Linked DNA regions of Mus musculus: region 2 is linked to region 1. A link is a loop called in an ENCODE intact Hi-C map of the cell type or tissue named here. Cell type or tissue: heart. All regions are shown on one strand. Each heading gives the region's core, and the rest is flanking DNA. Links, peaks and the distances in the headings are about the cores only.

Region 1 (7,954 bases), core at 1,899-4,398:
GAAGAATAACTGATAACCCCTTGCCTTCTAACAACCAGCATGGTCTCTATTTCCCAGCACGGATTCCCCAGGTTTGCCAGGCTCTTTCCTATTAGAGCACACTGATGACGTAATAGTTGCAAAGGATCCTGGGATGTTTCCACGGTGTACTTCCTGTCACAATGAGGGTCTATTTATGCATTCAACGAGAAGTTGTGACCCAAATGCATGAATTAGCAAGGTGACAGTAAGGATTCCAACCAAGTGCTATGTGGTGGGGAGAGTGTGTGGCTCCTTCCCCTGTCTACCCTCAAAAGGAGCTGGAGGCTGAGGTCCCCGGAGTTGTATCTTTTTCCTCTCTCTTTGTCTCTCAAGGTCTGCTGCAAACAGTAGCCTACCCGAAGCACAAACGGTTTGCACTGAGCCTTCAGTGAGATTTAGGGGTGCACCTAGGCAACAAAGACTGACAAGGCCACACTGTGTGTATCTGGAACCCAGGGAGTTGCAGTAGCGTCATCTGCTACATTTGAGTATCCCTTAGTTTTTCCTTGGTGCTTCAAAATGGCTTGGGTTGGTTGCGAAGAACCAAATAGTACCTACAAAATAGCCGGTTATATGCAGGATGTGTCCTAAACTCTAGTTCCATCTAGAAGAAGCCACAGTGCGGGTGTAGCATCTGGATCGGAATAGATGTGTTAAAAGCATGGCTTCTTTCAATATATTACCTAACTCCCCTGTGCTTCCAATTCCTCAGTTATAAAACAGAAATTAAAGCTGTTGACCCTGGTATGAAAGCATGTAAGAAAGGTAAGGATGATACGCAGCTCATGGTAACGCCAAACAGACCCAGCATGTAAGAAACCTAGCCCGATCTCGGCATGTAATGTATTTACATCAGTGATCCTGGTTCTTGGGCCACGTTTCTGACTCAGGGCCTCTCAAGGAACTTCTCTGTGACAGCTACAAATATTCTCATGCCTATAGACAAGAGACAGTGTATGAAGTAGCAAGGGGATGTCTGGCGCCAAGTACAACTAGCATATTTTAGCTGCATCCATCCAGAGGCCCGGAACAGAGGCGTGTCCAACAGAAGACATGCAGCATCTTCTGATCTTAGATGTGGGTTAAAGATTGCTTTTATGCACCCAAAGCAGCCCCCAGGCTTCCCCGAGATCAGTCCATGAAGACAGCAGAGGATGTCCAGGTTTAAGCAGGCGGGTTCTTCAGCCAGTACTCCTCCCCAACTCCAGCCCCTGCCCTCTCTATCCACCCAAGTCCTGTTCACACTAACCCCTAAATATCTCTTCAGTCTGCCTATTTCTCCCTGTCATCACCACGATCAACCTGGCTGGTCTCTCACCTGGACCACTCAATCTGAGTCAAGACCTTGATTTTAGCTCTTTAGGAAGGATTCCCTAGAAGGGTGGCCTCTCGTTTTGGTATGTTTTCCAACTGTTGACCAACACTGGAATCCTAAAATAGAAAAATAGGCCTCCAGACAGCACTCCCCGCGGGGTCTATCAGGAGGTTGAGTAACTGGTCTGGCAGAAATGAAGATATTCTAAAGAGATACTTTTAAACATTGGATGCCAGAGAGATGGGAAATTCCCCAGAAATTTCATGTTGGGAGAGAAAAAGCTCCCAGCCAGAGGGGGAAATTGTCTTCTGGGTTACAGATTTCTAACACATTCTCAGAAAAATCTCACAGGATGACAAAACCAGGCCAGTGGTAGGCTGGACCACAGTACTGCTTAGATGTGAGTATCCTTGGCGTTCTATTTAGACCTTAACCTAATTTTAGGATCATGGAGATGGACTTGGTGGGGGGGGATCTGTCTGTCCTTCTTCCTAATGTGACCTCAGTGAATGAATCCCTTGCTTTCCACTATTAATTTGCCTATTTTAATTGGCTTATTGAGGACTCAGCTTAGGGCACAGGCCATGACCCCCAAGTTTGATAGTCACACATCACGTCTGATACTCAAGTATCCTGAGGTTAGTAAGTACTCTTTAGCGGAAACATCACAAGTACTGTGTGCTCCTGAGGCACTGTGATGAACTCATTACCCAAATCGGATAAAATAAGTCTCCCACAGTAAACAGCCGAGCTAGAGAGAGTCCTGCCAAGAATCTCAGCGTACTTACTGCCAGCCCCCTCCCCCAAATTTTTTTTGGAAGAACACAAACTTTTAACATGAGCAACGCACATCAGACACATAAGGACTAAAATAATAGGAATAAAAATTAGATCCAAAAATGAAATCAGTCCACATCACTCAGCATTATATGGCGGCACATGGAAAAGAAAGAAAGAAAGAAAGAAAGAAAGAAAGAAAGAAAGAGAGAAAGAAAGAGAAGAGAAAAACCTTGGGGTTATCAACTACCTAAAATATTTTAAATAAAGTTATTTAAAATGTTTTTTATTGCTCTCATCTTTTTAACACTGCCTGTATTCTACAACATTTATCACAATGTAATGTATTACGTGCTAGTCTAAATATTAGTAGAAATATAATTTCAAAATACTTGGAATGACAGCTTACTCCCTCATGTGTCCTTCTAAGTGGCATGGTTATTAAGGTTTTTTAAAAAGAGTCAGTTTAGCAGCTCACAGATCCCCTTTGCAGTCCTTTTTCTTACGCTCCCATTGGACAACGCCAAGGTTAGGCAGGGATCCACCCATTCACACCGGGCCAGGTCAGAAGAGGCGCCAAGAAAGCTCACCCACCTTCCTGGTGCCAGAGCCCTACCTGATTGTGCCACCGGATGACGTTTCCAAATCCCCCGGTCCCCAGGCGTTCTTTCATTTCCCAGGCTCCACATGTCTGGGTTGGGAGGGACGGTGACCAGCTCATATCGATGCCCTGCTAACTCTAGAAGCAAGCAGGGAGAGAGGACAAGTTGAGAGTAAGAAGAACACTGGAGCTCAAGAAGCAACTGGGAGCAGCAGTGGCTGCTGCCCTGCAAGGGGAGGCTAGGACACCGGTGTAGTTAACAAATAAAAGTTGCGGCGGCCGGGCCCACCGGTGGGTCCGCTCAGCATCGGGCGCGGCGCAGCCACGGACCCCGGGGAGAGGCGGAGCGCACACCCGGGTGAGCCGGTCCACGCGCCGCGAGCCGCCCTCGCGTGGGACTCACCTGCCCCGGGGGCCGCGGGGCCGCCAGCGACACCCGCTGAGGACATGAAAACTCGGGGTCCCCACGCAGCCAGCCCAGCGCCACTTCCTCAAACACTTCCTGCCCTGACGTCACGGGTACTAGACGGCTCTTAAAGGGGACGCGCGAGCCACTGGCTCTCGGAGACGCAGCCACAGCCAGCCAAGGTGCTGGACCTGGCGGCGCAGGACCTGGCGGCTTGGAGAGCTCTTCTTCACCCTGGCACTTTTTAGGCTGAGCTTGATCCGACTGGCTAGGCAGTTAATAAGGGGAGAATCTGCCGAGCCCCGACTAGTGCTGACTTAGAGGCTGTCCTAAGAATTGCCTCCCTGTCCTCCCACCGCTCCTGGTTCAGTATTAAGAATAATCAACCATCCTGATGCTCCTCAGAAAGTAACACACCACCATCCCCCTCAAAGAGGAAGGGAGGAGAGGGAAGAGTACAGAGACAAAACAAAAAACTAGCACTGTCTATCAAAAATGGAGTTTGAGCACTGGGAGCATAAAGAAATTACTAGTTATTAGGTCAAGAGGCTGGGTATTGTCTTCTCCACCAGGACACCCCACACGCCTACCAGCATCCACCCCTGCCTCTAACAAGCCAGGTTCAGCCGCTCACCTCCCATAGCCTAATTCACGATACAATTACCAATGGAAAGGAGAAAAAGAGGTTTATTCAATGTGACTACATTGGGGAAAGACAGCGATCTAATCTCTCTCACCCATACCTCTGCCGATCCAAGTCTAATTTTGGGGTCCTGCCATGAGGTTTGGGTTTAAGTGGAAGGCAAGTGGTATACATAACTAAGTAGTCATGCTCAATATATGTTCTGGTCCACCATCGTTGTCTAGGCTCCAGTTTCTCCTATGATGTGGCGTTTGTCAGACGGTGTGAAATCTCTGCTCCTCTGAAGGTGGCACAGTGGCTCCAGGCTTCTGACATTTACTGGCTTTTTAGATCCGAACCCAGCAGCGGACAGCGACCAGCAAGGCTAACAAAGTCTCCCTGGATTGAAAGCCAAAGATCTTTGTGGGATAACCTGGGGACTCTAAGCGTTTGAACTCAAGAATAGAGCAAATAAAGAACTTCTCACTCTTTTATTATTAAAGCAAGCAAAACATGAGATGATGTTTACAGAGAGCTTAAGCAAATACAAGAACAGCAAGTGAAAAAACACTTGGTATTATGTCTTATCATCCTTGCACCTGTGGGAAAAAGCCAAGAATATTCCTCCCAGGACCCCACCCTTCCCACAGAGAGAACGTGGACATCCCAAGCCATACCCTTCATGTCGCCCCTTTTGAGAGCATCCACTTTTTATGGGGTTTGCAATTATTTCTAGAAGGCCACTTGTGGAAGAACATTCTGCACTCTGCCCCAACCACAGCTCACGGGACAGTCACAGCTTTCTTACACGGGTTCCCACGTGGCCTCAGATGATGTTCCTGGGGGAGATTACAGTTTCTCGGGGTCTGTTATGTCGGCAGTTTAAAAGTCAGAAAGAGGAGCTCAGGAGACTCTTTAGCCTCCATTCCAGTCAGGACAACTGCAATAACCTTGTAGTTATTTCACTTCCTATTTTGAGGTAAAAGATTCCTGTACTTGACACAAATACAAGTGGAAGTGGGAATCAAGGGTACACTGTATCATCCAAAGAAACAGCTCTCACCTCCTCAAAGGAATAAAAAGATCATAGTTTATTCTGAAGCATGTATGAATATAATGTTCCAACATGGAAGAAGTTTTAAGACGTTGTACAGTTTTAAGGACTAAATCAAGGTAAGTTTGAAATGCATCAATGGAGACCTCAGAGAGATGATTATAGCAAGATGGGGGAAGCTAGTCTGTGAATCATCAGATGTTCTCGGATGACACTCTTAGCTTTGGGTTGAGTGTTTGGAAGGTGTTAGCCCACCAAGTTAATAGATTTCAAAAGCTGGGTTTTCGTTTTAATCTCTTAGCCACAGAACGTCAGCTCTGACACAGAGGTGGGGTAGCAATGGGTGTTCCAGATGAGGTAATTAGCCTCTGTAACATTCCAATCCTTCCACAGTGCTGCAGACGGAACCAGCCTCTGTAAACATGCCCTCTTGTAAGGAGGTCTCATTCACAACTGCGTTTAGTTAGTGACAGGTTGCCACACAGAAGAGCCATTTCTCCTTGGTTTGGGTTACCTTTGGGAGAGCTGGCACAGGCAGCTGCATTCTGGTTCTGAGGCAGTCTTGCTGTGAAGCCCAGGTTGATCTGAAACTGAAACTCCCTTTCCCATTAGGTCCTTATTCTGATTTCCTGTTTATGACACTATATTCTATTCACCCTTCCTTGCACGTCCTCTTACATTTCTATCTTGAAGATACAGAATAGTTTGGCCTTTCTGTCAAAAAAATCAGGTGTCTGTAGGCATGTGGAGTTATTATGTCTGGGTGTTCAATTATACCCCATCAATATGCCTGTTTTTATGACAATATCAAATGTCTTACTTTGGATTTTATTGCTGTGAACAGACACCATGACCAAGCCAACTCTTACAAGGACAACATTTAGTTGGGGCTGGCTTACAGGTTTAGAGGATCAGTTCATTATCATCAAGGCAGGAGCATGGCAGCATCCAGGCAGGCATGGTACAGGAGGAGCTCAGAGTTCTACATCTTCATCTGCAGGCTGCTAGCAGACTACTGGCTTCCAGGCAGCTAGGACTAGGATATTAAAGCCTACATCCATAGTGACACACCCACTCCAACAAGGCCATACCTCCTAATAATGCCAATAGTCCCTGGCTCAAACATATACAAACCATCGCACCATGCTAATTTTATTACCATAGATGCATAGTATAATTTTAAATCTGGGGTGTTGATAACTCCAGCAGGTCTGGAGTAGAGGCTTCTTTTATGGAACTGGGTACATTTGTGTTTAGTGCATAAATATTTAGAATTGCAATATCCTCTTGGTGGATTTTTCTCCTTTAATGATGTAGTGTCCTTCCCTTTTCTTCTAATGAAGTTTTGTTTGAAGTCTACTTTATCATATATTAAAGTTGTTGTGCCTGTGTGAATGCTTATCTGTGTGCCTGTGTGTGCCTAACTTCCTGCCTGTTTCCATGCCTGTCTGCATGCCTGCATGCCTGTCTGTGTACCTGTCTGCCTGCCTGTCTGAGTGCCTGTTTGTGTGTCTGTCTGTGTGTCTGTCTGTGTGCCTGTCTGTGTGCCTGTCTGTGTTTCAGCTCCACTTGCTTGGAATACCTTTTGTCATCCTCTTCCTTTAAGGTGACAGATGTCTGTCCTTGATCATAAGGTATGTTCAGGCAGGAGAAAGATGGATGCTGTTGCTTTTATCTAATGCTTTTACCCTAATCTGATAGATGTGGATAAGTGCAATGATGCTTGGTTTTTAGTCTTAGGGTACCCTGGCTTTTAGCATTGGTCACAGATCTGAAGTTCTGTTTAGAATTCTGAGTTCAGACTCCATGCACACTGAGGTTAGGCTCAGTGTGTGGGGTGGGTGATGGTCATGGGAAGTGGGCTGACTCTGGGCGTCTCTGTAGTAGGACTTGGTGTTTGGCTCCACAAAAGGTGATGAGGAGCAGACCTAGGAGTACCCTGGGTCTTACTATGGATGGTGGAAATCTCTAAGGTAAGGGAGGTGGGCTGGAACAACACTCTTGCAAGATGGACTAGAGTAACTTAAAGAGCTCAGAATGGAGGAAGGCATAGGTAGGCTATCCAGGTTCCAGTCTAGTGTGGTGGCAGTGGGGTCCCTGGCACAAAGCAGTTCTATGGTCAGCAGGGTATGACAAAGGATAGGAGATGCTCTGGAAGGAATGGCGGAGGAGACTGGTGAGGAAGAACTGGGGGGATGGGGGGAACATAGGTTCCTACTGGGACTAAGATTAGCTGGGAGATGGGACTTAGGTGGGCAACAGGGGCTGTTTCAGAGTGTCCTCCAGAATGGCGAAGGGGAAGGAGAGCACAGGCACCCTGATTAGGCACTTGGTATAGAATGGTTCTGCAATGGGCATGGAGTCACAAAGAAATAGAGACAGGCTAAGAAGGAGTGCTTGAGGAGAGTGGTGAAGAACAACAAGGGAGACCACGGATCCATACCAAGAGGCTGAGTCGCAAGAGGATGAGGGGGGCTCTAAAATTTTTAGAAATACTGTTCCTTTCCTTTTTTGTTAAAAGTTGCACTATTTTACAGACAACAATGACAAAGTTTTACAAAATAACGACCTACAAGAGTAAATATTCAGGAAAAGGTAACTTAAAAATTAAATCCTTGTTTACAGATTATGGTGGTTTGAATGAGAATGGCCCCGTAGGCTCATCTATTCAAAAGCTTAGTAACCAGGGGCTGGCACTACTTGGGAAGGATTAGGAGGCGTGGTCTTATCAGAGAACAGGTATCTCTTGGGGTGGGCTTTGAGGTTTCAAAACCTATGCCAGGCCCAGATGGTTCTCTCTCTCTCTCTCTCTCTCTCTCTCTCTCTCTCTCTCTCTCTCTCTCTCTCTGTTTCTCTCTCCCTCTCCTCTCCTCTCCTCTCCTCTCCTCTCCTCTCCTCTCCTCTCCTCTCCTCTCCTCTTCTCTCTCTCTCTCTCTCTCTCTCTCTCTCTCTCTCTCGTCTCTCTTTCTCTCTCCTCTCTGTGGATCAGGATGTTGCACTGTGCTACTCTTCAGGACCATGCATGCCTGTGTGCCACCATGTTTCTGACCATGATGAAACTGTAACCAAGTCCCCAGTTAAATGCTTTCTTCTGTCAGAGTTGCCTCGATCACCTTATTTCCTCACAGCAATAGAAGAGTGACTAAGATACAGATGTA
Region 2 (7,954 bases), core at 1,898-4,397, 53 kb before region 1:
CTTTATTATTTATTCGTGAGAGTGAATGCAGACATGCCAGAGCACGCACTCAGAAGTCAGAGGACAAACTGCCAGAGTCGTTTCTCTCCTTTTCCCATGAAGTTCCAAGGACTGAAGTCAGGTTCGGCAAGCAGGCTTGGCAGCAAGCCTTTATCTACTGCACCATCCGGCCAGGCCTGTTTAAACCTCAGGCATGCACACTAATATGACATGACCCAGTTTCTTTCTTTCTCCCCACCCCCTCCAAAAGACAGGGTTCACTACATGCTCATTAAGCTCACCAGTTTCTTAGCTTCCGCTCCGCTCTTGATTTTGTGTGGGTACTTGGCTATCACAGATGCCGCTTTTCTATAAAACATACATACAGAGGAAGAAAAAGAAACAACTGAAAATCCAGCAATTAAACTGAAATTCACATACTACCAAATATCCACATTCAAGCTTTACAAAGAAAGATGGTTTCCTACTGTGTAGAACTGACCGACGGATATTCAGGGACTTGGAAGGAGCAGACCAGAAACTGGTGAGAAAGACGTCTGGGGAAGACAACAGGCACTGAGACTCACCAAGGCTGCCCTTGCTACAGCTACTCCTGAGTGCCAAATCTGCCAACAGCAGAGACCAACACCGAGCCCCAGATGTGGCACCATTTCCCAGTGTGACCTGCCAGTGACCTCATGTAGGTTGACTACATTGGGCTGCTTCCTCTGTGCAAAGGACAACACTTTGTCCTTACTGAAGTAGGTTCTTATTCTGGTTATAGATTTGCCTTTCCAGCACGTAATGTTTCTGCCAAAGCTACCATCTGTGGATTGTTTTTGACCAAACAATCCACTTCACAGCCAGAGAAGTGCAACAGTGGGCCCACATTCATGGGCTCCATTGGCCTTACAACATTCCCTGCCATCCTGATGCAGCTGGTCTGACAGAAAGATGGAATGGCCTTCTGAAGTTACAGTTACAGCACCAGTTAGGTGGCAGCAGCCTGGTGGCTGCTCCTGACTCTCCAGAAAGTGGTATATGCTTTGAATCATCATCCAACACAGGATGTATTTTCAGAAAGCATCTTCACCAAATGGTGCTGAGAAAACTGGATGTCCTCAAGTAGTGGAATAAAAACAGGACCATATTTATCACCTTGAACAAACATACAGGCTACTGGTAACGCCTTTGGTGGTACCCTAAAAGCCACCAAAGAAGTAGAAGGTAAGTTCCTATTGCTGAAGAAATAATGCATTTCTGAGGCCTCTGAGCTAGCACTGCCCTGAACTCTCCCTTCTCTGAGGACTGGCTTTCATGGTATCAGAAGGCACCACGCAAGCTTCCAAAGGGGGGAATCCACCAACAGTCCTACACAGCTATGACACCTATGACGCACAATGACCTACACGGCATGCTAACTCTAAGGGTGCAGTGGGGACACATATATCTCAGTGGTAACCAACAGCTCTTTAATTGGACTTAAGATTCACTCATCAAGAGGGAAGTAAATCATACCTGCTACCAGCAACCTAGACAACTACCCAGGGCTAGCAAAGTCATAGGTCTGAGAGAAGAATCTACAACCACCACTTTCCCAAAGCAGTACAATCCCTAGCTACAGTCTACACGTTCATCCTTATACCCACAGACAAATGTAGCCTTCACATACCCACAGCAAATGTAGCCTTCACCTCTCATCAAGAAAACTGCTCTTTGCAACAGAGACCACTATAGAAAAGCACAACCAATCAAAATGCAGAGTTATGGAGCCAAGTTAAATGGATACATCTATAAAATAACTCCTAAGCCTAAGGCCCAGGGAACACTGTGGAGAGGGAATGGGAAGACTGTGAGAGTCAGAGCATCAGGGAAATGGCGGGAAGGCTGTGTTGCCCAGTAATGTCAGAAGCTATGCTCATAAGGTCTTACTAACATGACTGCCCAGACATGAGCTGAACAAGGAAGAATGTGACAGACACACCACAGTGGTCAGGACCTCAACCCTACACAAAGAACTACAGGAAACAGTCTTTCCTAACACATCAGTTGGTTATCCCTGAAAATATACAAGTAGCATTACACAGTTGGAACAGATTGTATTTATGTATTTAGGAAAATGTGTGTGTGTATGTATGTGTATCGAAATATGTGTGTATATATATGTGCACATATATATATATAATGAAAAAAGGAGGTTATGAATTTGAGAGATCATAGAGGGTTATATATGGAAGTGTTTGGAGAGAGGAAAAGGGGAAATGATGTAATTATAATCCCCCAAATAATCATATAATAATAATAATAATAATAATAATAATAATAATAATTCGACTTCAAATGAGGAAATCCAGGCATGGAACAGACTATAGGAGAACACTAACTGTAAGGCTGTAAGGGCTAGCTTGGGGAAAGCAAGGATAGTTTACTTTTACTGTTAGAAGCTGAGGGGCTTTGGGATGCTTATAGGTTAAGTAGCTGACTGTGGGAAGAGCGGCCAGGAGAAGGTGCCCGCTGAGGTTTGTAGTGATAGGCAGGCAACTGGTTTTCAGGAAGGTGACAGCCCATCCAGAAGGAAAGGCGATTTCCTGAACTACATCTATTTCACAGTTCAGATCTCGTCTACTGTTGTTTATTATGTTTTTTAAACTGTATTTCCAGTCAATTCAAGATTAATGGTGGGAATATATGCATCAGACACCTATTTTCAGTCGGAACTGTACAGTCTCCTGAATTAACCCTATAACGCCCTGCCAAAACCCTGTATAGGTTAAATAAAGTGCCACTCAGCTTTGAACCACTGGGCACCGGCTTTCCATCCCTGCTAAGTGACAGCAAACTAGGATGTCCTGGAACGCCGGCTAACAACGTACCTGTACGCATTGTACTTGTGGATCGCCTGGCTCACGTTCTTCTCAAAGTTTGCGAGTTCTGAAAAGACAACAAAGGGCTCGAGGACACAAGTACACACACCCCCGCGAACGCGGGTCCCGGGATGGAGGTGTGGGCGGGTTCCTCCACCGGCGGCCGCGACGGACGCAGCCGGGGCGCTGCGACCCGCGGGGGGGGGGGTGGGAGAAGCGAGGCCCGGCTGAGCAGAGGAGCCGGAGGGCGGCCCGGGACTCACCCACGAGCATGTCCGTGATGCCGCCGTTGAGGGTCTCCTGCGGCGCCTTGCGTTTGCTCATGGCGCCGGGGACCCACACCTGGGTCTTACCGGTGGAACAATGGCGGCGCCTGACAGGGCGCAGCGCGGTGACGTCACGCGCCAGGCTACGGGGCGGGGCTAGCGGGTGCGGGTGCGGGGAATCTCTGGGCGGAGGGGAGCTAGGAGGTCAGGTTTACCTCCTGGTGAGTTAGCCTGAGAGATCAAATCTGCTCTCCTGGTCTGAGAATAGTCTGATTTAGAGCCCGAGATGCAGACGGAGGTGGACGTTGGCTGCTGTGGACAGTAGCTATGGAACACACGGCCTGTACTGTTTGTGAGGCGTGCCGGCGCGGGTTCTGCTGTCAGAATCCAAGAGCTGCTCTGTGCTTCTGGACACCATGTAAAACATGGAATGAAATATGCCAACCGTCGGCTAAAGACGTGTTCTGGCTTTGTTTGTTCGTTTGTTTGTTTCGGTATCCATGCCTCTTGTGGGAGAAGCTAAAGCTAGGAAAAGACCCCAAGAAAGAAGTGTCTGACTTAACTAAACAGCAATGGAACACTCATATTCTATATGTGATCCCCTTACAATGTCCTTGAATTGAAATATAGCGCTTGTGCCATTTATAAGTGTTCCTCATGGGGGTCCATATTAACTGCAAACACAGCAATTCGTTTGGGCATAAATTGTTATTAAGATACACACTAGTGTGGGTGAATCTGAAAAGAGTATAGAAGGAAAAAGGGAAGTCAATGACGGGCTTGTCATCCAACTTAGGTATTATTATTTGGGGACATACACTTTTACATTTCTACTCCACTCTTATCTTCTAAAATTTCTATTCTTGTTTCTGTTTTGTTCTGAGATAGGGTATCTATGTAGCCCAGGTTGTCCTAGAACTATGAAGAGCAGGCTGGCCTCAGACTCATAGAAATCCTCCTGCCTCAGCCTCCTGGATGCTAGGGATAGGTATGCAACACCAGGTCCAGCAATGCATTGTTGTTGTTTTAGGTGAGTGAGTTATTTTTATTAGCAAGGACAGGGCACTGCTTTCGCTACTGGATGTACAGTAGTGATAAGTCAAGTCCTGTGCGCATGTCCTTGGCAGGGGGTAATAAAGTGGCCTAAGAGCAAGTCAAGAATGAGTGATTCACTGTGAGAGGACATGCTCAGCAGGAATGGGGCCTCAGCTCCACCACAACACTGCACGGATAAACAAGGCAAGGAAATGGGGCAGCCCTCAGGAGGGGCGAGATGAGCTCTATTTAGACAGAACAGTTGGAAAACACCTCTCAGAAGGTCCCTGTGCACGGAGACATAATGAAGAGGAAGAGGGCTTGGGGGACAACTGGAGTGATCCCTGTAGAAGCAGCAAGGTCCACCCCCAAAGCTGCCACTAAAAAGTTCTGCACCATTTGGAACAAGTTCACTAGGTTGGAGATCAGAGGACTTCGGTGTGGACTGTGGTAAAGCTAGAAAAGCGAATAGCATTCGCTCTCCATTAGCATTAGCTCTCCCTCCACCTTCCGTCCTTTTCCTGCATTAAGTCCTGATTACTTTGTATCACTCTTTCTTGTTCTCCTTTCTAAATGTTACTCTATACCTAAGTGTCTATTTGTATACACTAACTCTCTATGGGCTAGAATACACCTGTATATTTGTATACACCAATGCTCTGTGGGCTAGAATACACATGAAATAGAACATGCAGCTTTTTTTTCTTTTTGAGTGTGTATCCTTACATAATATTATATATTGTATCTTGAAAAGTCTGTGATTTCCTTTTTCTTTGGTGATGAATTATACACACACACACACATACATATATATGTATATATATAACCAGATGTCCACTATTTATTTGTTGATGGATATGTAGGTTTGTTTTATTTCCTTGCTATAGTCAATGAAACAGCAAAGAAAAAAATGGGTGTGCAAATATCTGCAGGTAGGGTGTGGAAGTCTTTGGGTATATGCCCAGAAGTGAATACTGAATCACTCAAAAGTGAGTACTATTTGGATTTTTTTTTTGACGAGTCTCTGAACTGATTTCCACAATGGTTGTTCATTAGTTTGCACCTCCACTAGCAGTGAATAAGGGTTCCTCTTTCCCACATTCTCGCCAACATTTGTCATAAGATTCCTTGATGATTGCTGTTGTGACTGGGGTGAGGTGGGTATATCAAAGTAGTTTTAATGTGCATGTTCCTGATGACTAGGGATATTGGACATTTCTTGAGATATGTATTGGTTTTGTTTTTTTTTTTTAAACTGTTTCTTCAGTTCAAAAGACGTGTTCATTGGCAGCTTGATCTCCTTGGTATTCAATTTCTGTACTTCTTTGTAAATCCTGCATACTAGCCCCTTGTCTGAAGTCTAGCTGGTTTAAGGATTTTCTCCCTTATTTAGGCTGTTGGCTTTTGCTGATAGTTTCTCTTCCCGTGTCAAAACATTTTAACTTCATGTAGCCCCATCTGTTGATGCCCGAGACTAGTTCCTGGGCATTAACTCTGTTCAGAAGGTTTTTACCCACCCCAGTGTCATAGAGAGTATTTCCTATATTTTCATCCAGAAGTTCCAGTGTTTCAAGTTTTAAATTAAGGTCTTCATCCATCTTGAATTCTTCTCTGTACAAGATCAGATATAAGTACCTAATTTTGTTCTTCTGAGTGGAAATCGTGTTGAACAGGCTCTTACTGTTTTGACTGCATGTCTGTGATTAAGAAACAAAAATCAGGCCAGTGCCTGATTTAACAACTTTAATCCCAGTACTTGGGAGGCAGGGACATAAAAAAAACAAACCAAAAACAAAAGCAAAAACTGCTACTATTGTGGTTGAAGGAGGTGAGGGCCCATCCTAAACTAGCATCCAGATTTGGAGGTATCATGCATGTGGTAGTGATTTTGGAAACAAAAAAGATGTAAGACTGAGTGCACCACAGATTGTTTCTCCGTAGTTTCAGAAAGCTACCGAGGTCGGGCAATGTGTAGCACAGCTAGAGTCTCTGCAGGGCCATTGCATAAAGTTGTAAAGGACAAGTCTGGGTTGTTTTGGAGACTCAGAGATGTTAAAATTCCAGAGCCATGAGATGCTTGCTAAGAAGAGCAAAACATACGTGGAGCAGAACCAACCCAAGTGAGTAATGTCTATTCCAGGAAGGAAAGCTGGAGAGGCCAAGCCATCTCAGCCTTAGAGATTCGTGCCCCAGACGACAGACAGAGCCAACAAGGATTTGGTGTTTGCCCTACTAGGGTCAGTCCTGTTTTGGTCCAACCTTTTCACATTACTTCCCTATTTTTCCCTTTTGTAATGGGGATGCATATTCTGTACCATTCTATGCTGTGGGTATATAATTTGCTCTTTTATTTGGGGGGGGGGGTCGGTCACAGTTTAAGAGACTGCTTTGAGACCCATAGACTGGAATTTTAGAGTGTAAAGACCATGGGAAATTTTGAAGTTGGTCAAACTGCATTTTGCACCATGAGCTGTTCATGTGTCTTGAGGGCTAGGAACTGGATGAGGTAGTTTGAATGAGGACTGTTCCCCACAGACTCATGTATTTGTAAACGCTTGGTCTCCAGTTGGTGGTGCGTGTGTGTGTGTGTGTGTGTGTGTGTGGTACCTTTAGAAGGTGCAGGTTTGAAGGTTTATAGTCTTGTCCCACTTCCTTCCTGATCTTCTCCTCCTATGCTTTCTTGTGTATGGAAGAAGAATGTGATCACCCAGCCTCTTGCTCCTGCCATCAGGCCATGCCTTCCCCATGTTCTAGGTCCAGAGATGGGAAATCTTTTTTAAAAAAAGTTACTTGCATTTATCTTTTGTGTATGAGTGTGTTTTGCTTGGTGCCAGCAGAGGCCAGAAGAGGGCATCTGATCCTCTGGAACTGGGTTATAGATGGTCATGAGATTCCATGTGGGTGCTGAGAATCAAACACAGGTCTTTTGGAAGAGTAGCTGGTGCTATAACGGCTTAATTCATGTCCCCTGGCTGGACATGGGGAAATGTTGTCCACACACGATCAAGATGATGAGGCCATGGACTTTTAAACTGACATCCAGATGAGGTTTTGGTCTCAGGAGTTGGTGCTGCACTTAAGACTTTGGATATGTGATAAAAGAGTCTTGTTGGAGCTAGAGGTTAGACTGGGTTGATGGTGGGCCTATAACATGTCTACAGACACATTCTAGAATGTGAGGATGTCATGTCACGTGGCAAAATACATAATTGCATTAAAATCTTGAGATGGGGAGAGGGACTTAATTTATTCCAGATTTCCCAGACTGGCCTTAAATCAAACGGAAAAAAAAAATCTTTTTATACATCAAACAAGGGCAAATCTCAAAGAGGAGACTGTAGGAGTGACCACGAAGGGCTGGGTGTGAAGTCCTTCACAGCTCATATTTGAATATGGTAGCTATTTGGTAGTGCTGTTTTGGGAGATAGGAGAACTTTGGGGACATGGTACCTAGCTTAGGGCTGAAAAAATGGGGTTTGAAAGTTCCAGGCCTCGCTTCTGGCCCGACTGCTCTGCTTCTTGACTGTCACGTTATGACAAACGTAACCCTGCTCCTACCTCTCATTCCCACTGGCTCAGTCAGGGGCAAGTCCTTTGCCCTGATGGAACATTCCTTAGCTATGAGAAAAATAAGTGACCCCCAAGAGAGAGATCCTACCACAAGCTGAAGATTATATGGAGCCTCGGAAACAGGAAGAGGCCAGCAAAGGCTCTCCCCAAACCTTTCAGGAAGTACAGTCTCGATGACATTTAGATTTCAATTCCTTAAATTTCTGCTTTAGCTATGTCATTTGTTACATTTAGAGAGAG

What was found. Peaks named below come from ENCODE experiments on the same cell type or tissue, not always from the same donor. Only the 100,000 strongest peaks of a DNase experiment are listed, where the experiment ranks them.
Region 2: it touches region 1 in a loop (4-fold over the local background); 2 of 42 quality-filtered maps call a loop at or near these places.

The regions. Positions count from the first base shown.
Region 1 is chr8:22,703,353-22,711,306 of GRCm38, forward strand. It overlaps Ikbkb (inhibitor of kappaB kinase beta), which reads right to left and starts at 3,231. Exons shown (of 22, transcript NM_001159774.1): 1 at 3,118-3,231; 2 at 2,730-2,852. The coding sequence starts at 2,834. In heart, for the core only: no CTCF peak of the experiment used is centred there; a DNase peak (open chromatin) is centred at 3,219; H3K4me3 peaks cover 1,813 bases; H3K27ac peaks cover 1,231 bases; H3K27me3 peaks cover 75 bases.
Region 2 is chr8:22,650,208-22,658,161 of GRCm38, forward strand. Polb (polymerase (DNA directed), beta) reads right to left here and starts at 3,230. Exons shown (of 14, transcript NM_011130.2): 1 at 3,107-3,230; 2 at 2,853-2,910; 3 at 282-348. The coding sequence starts at 3,167. In heart, for the core only: no CTCF peak of the experiment used is centred there; a DNase peak (open chromatin) is centred at 3,254; H3K4me3 peaks cover 1,566 bases; H3K27ac peaks cover 1,272 bases.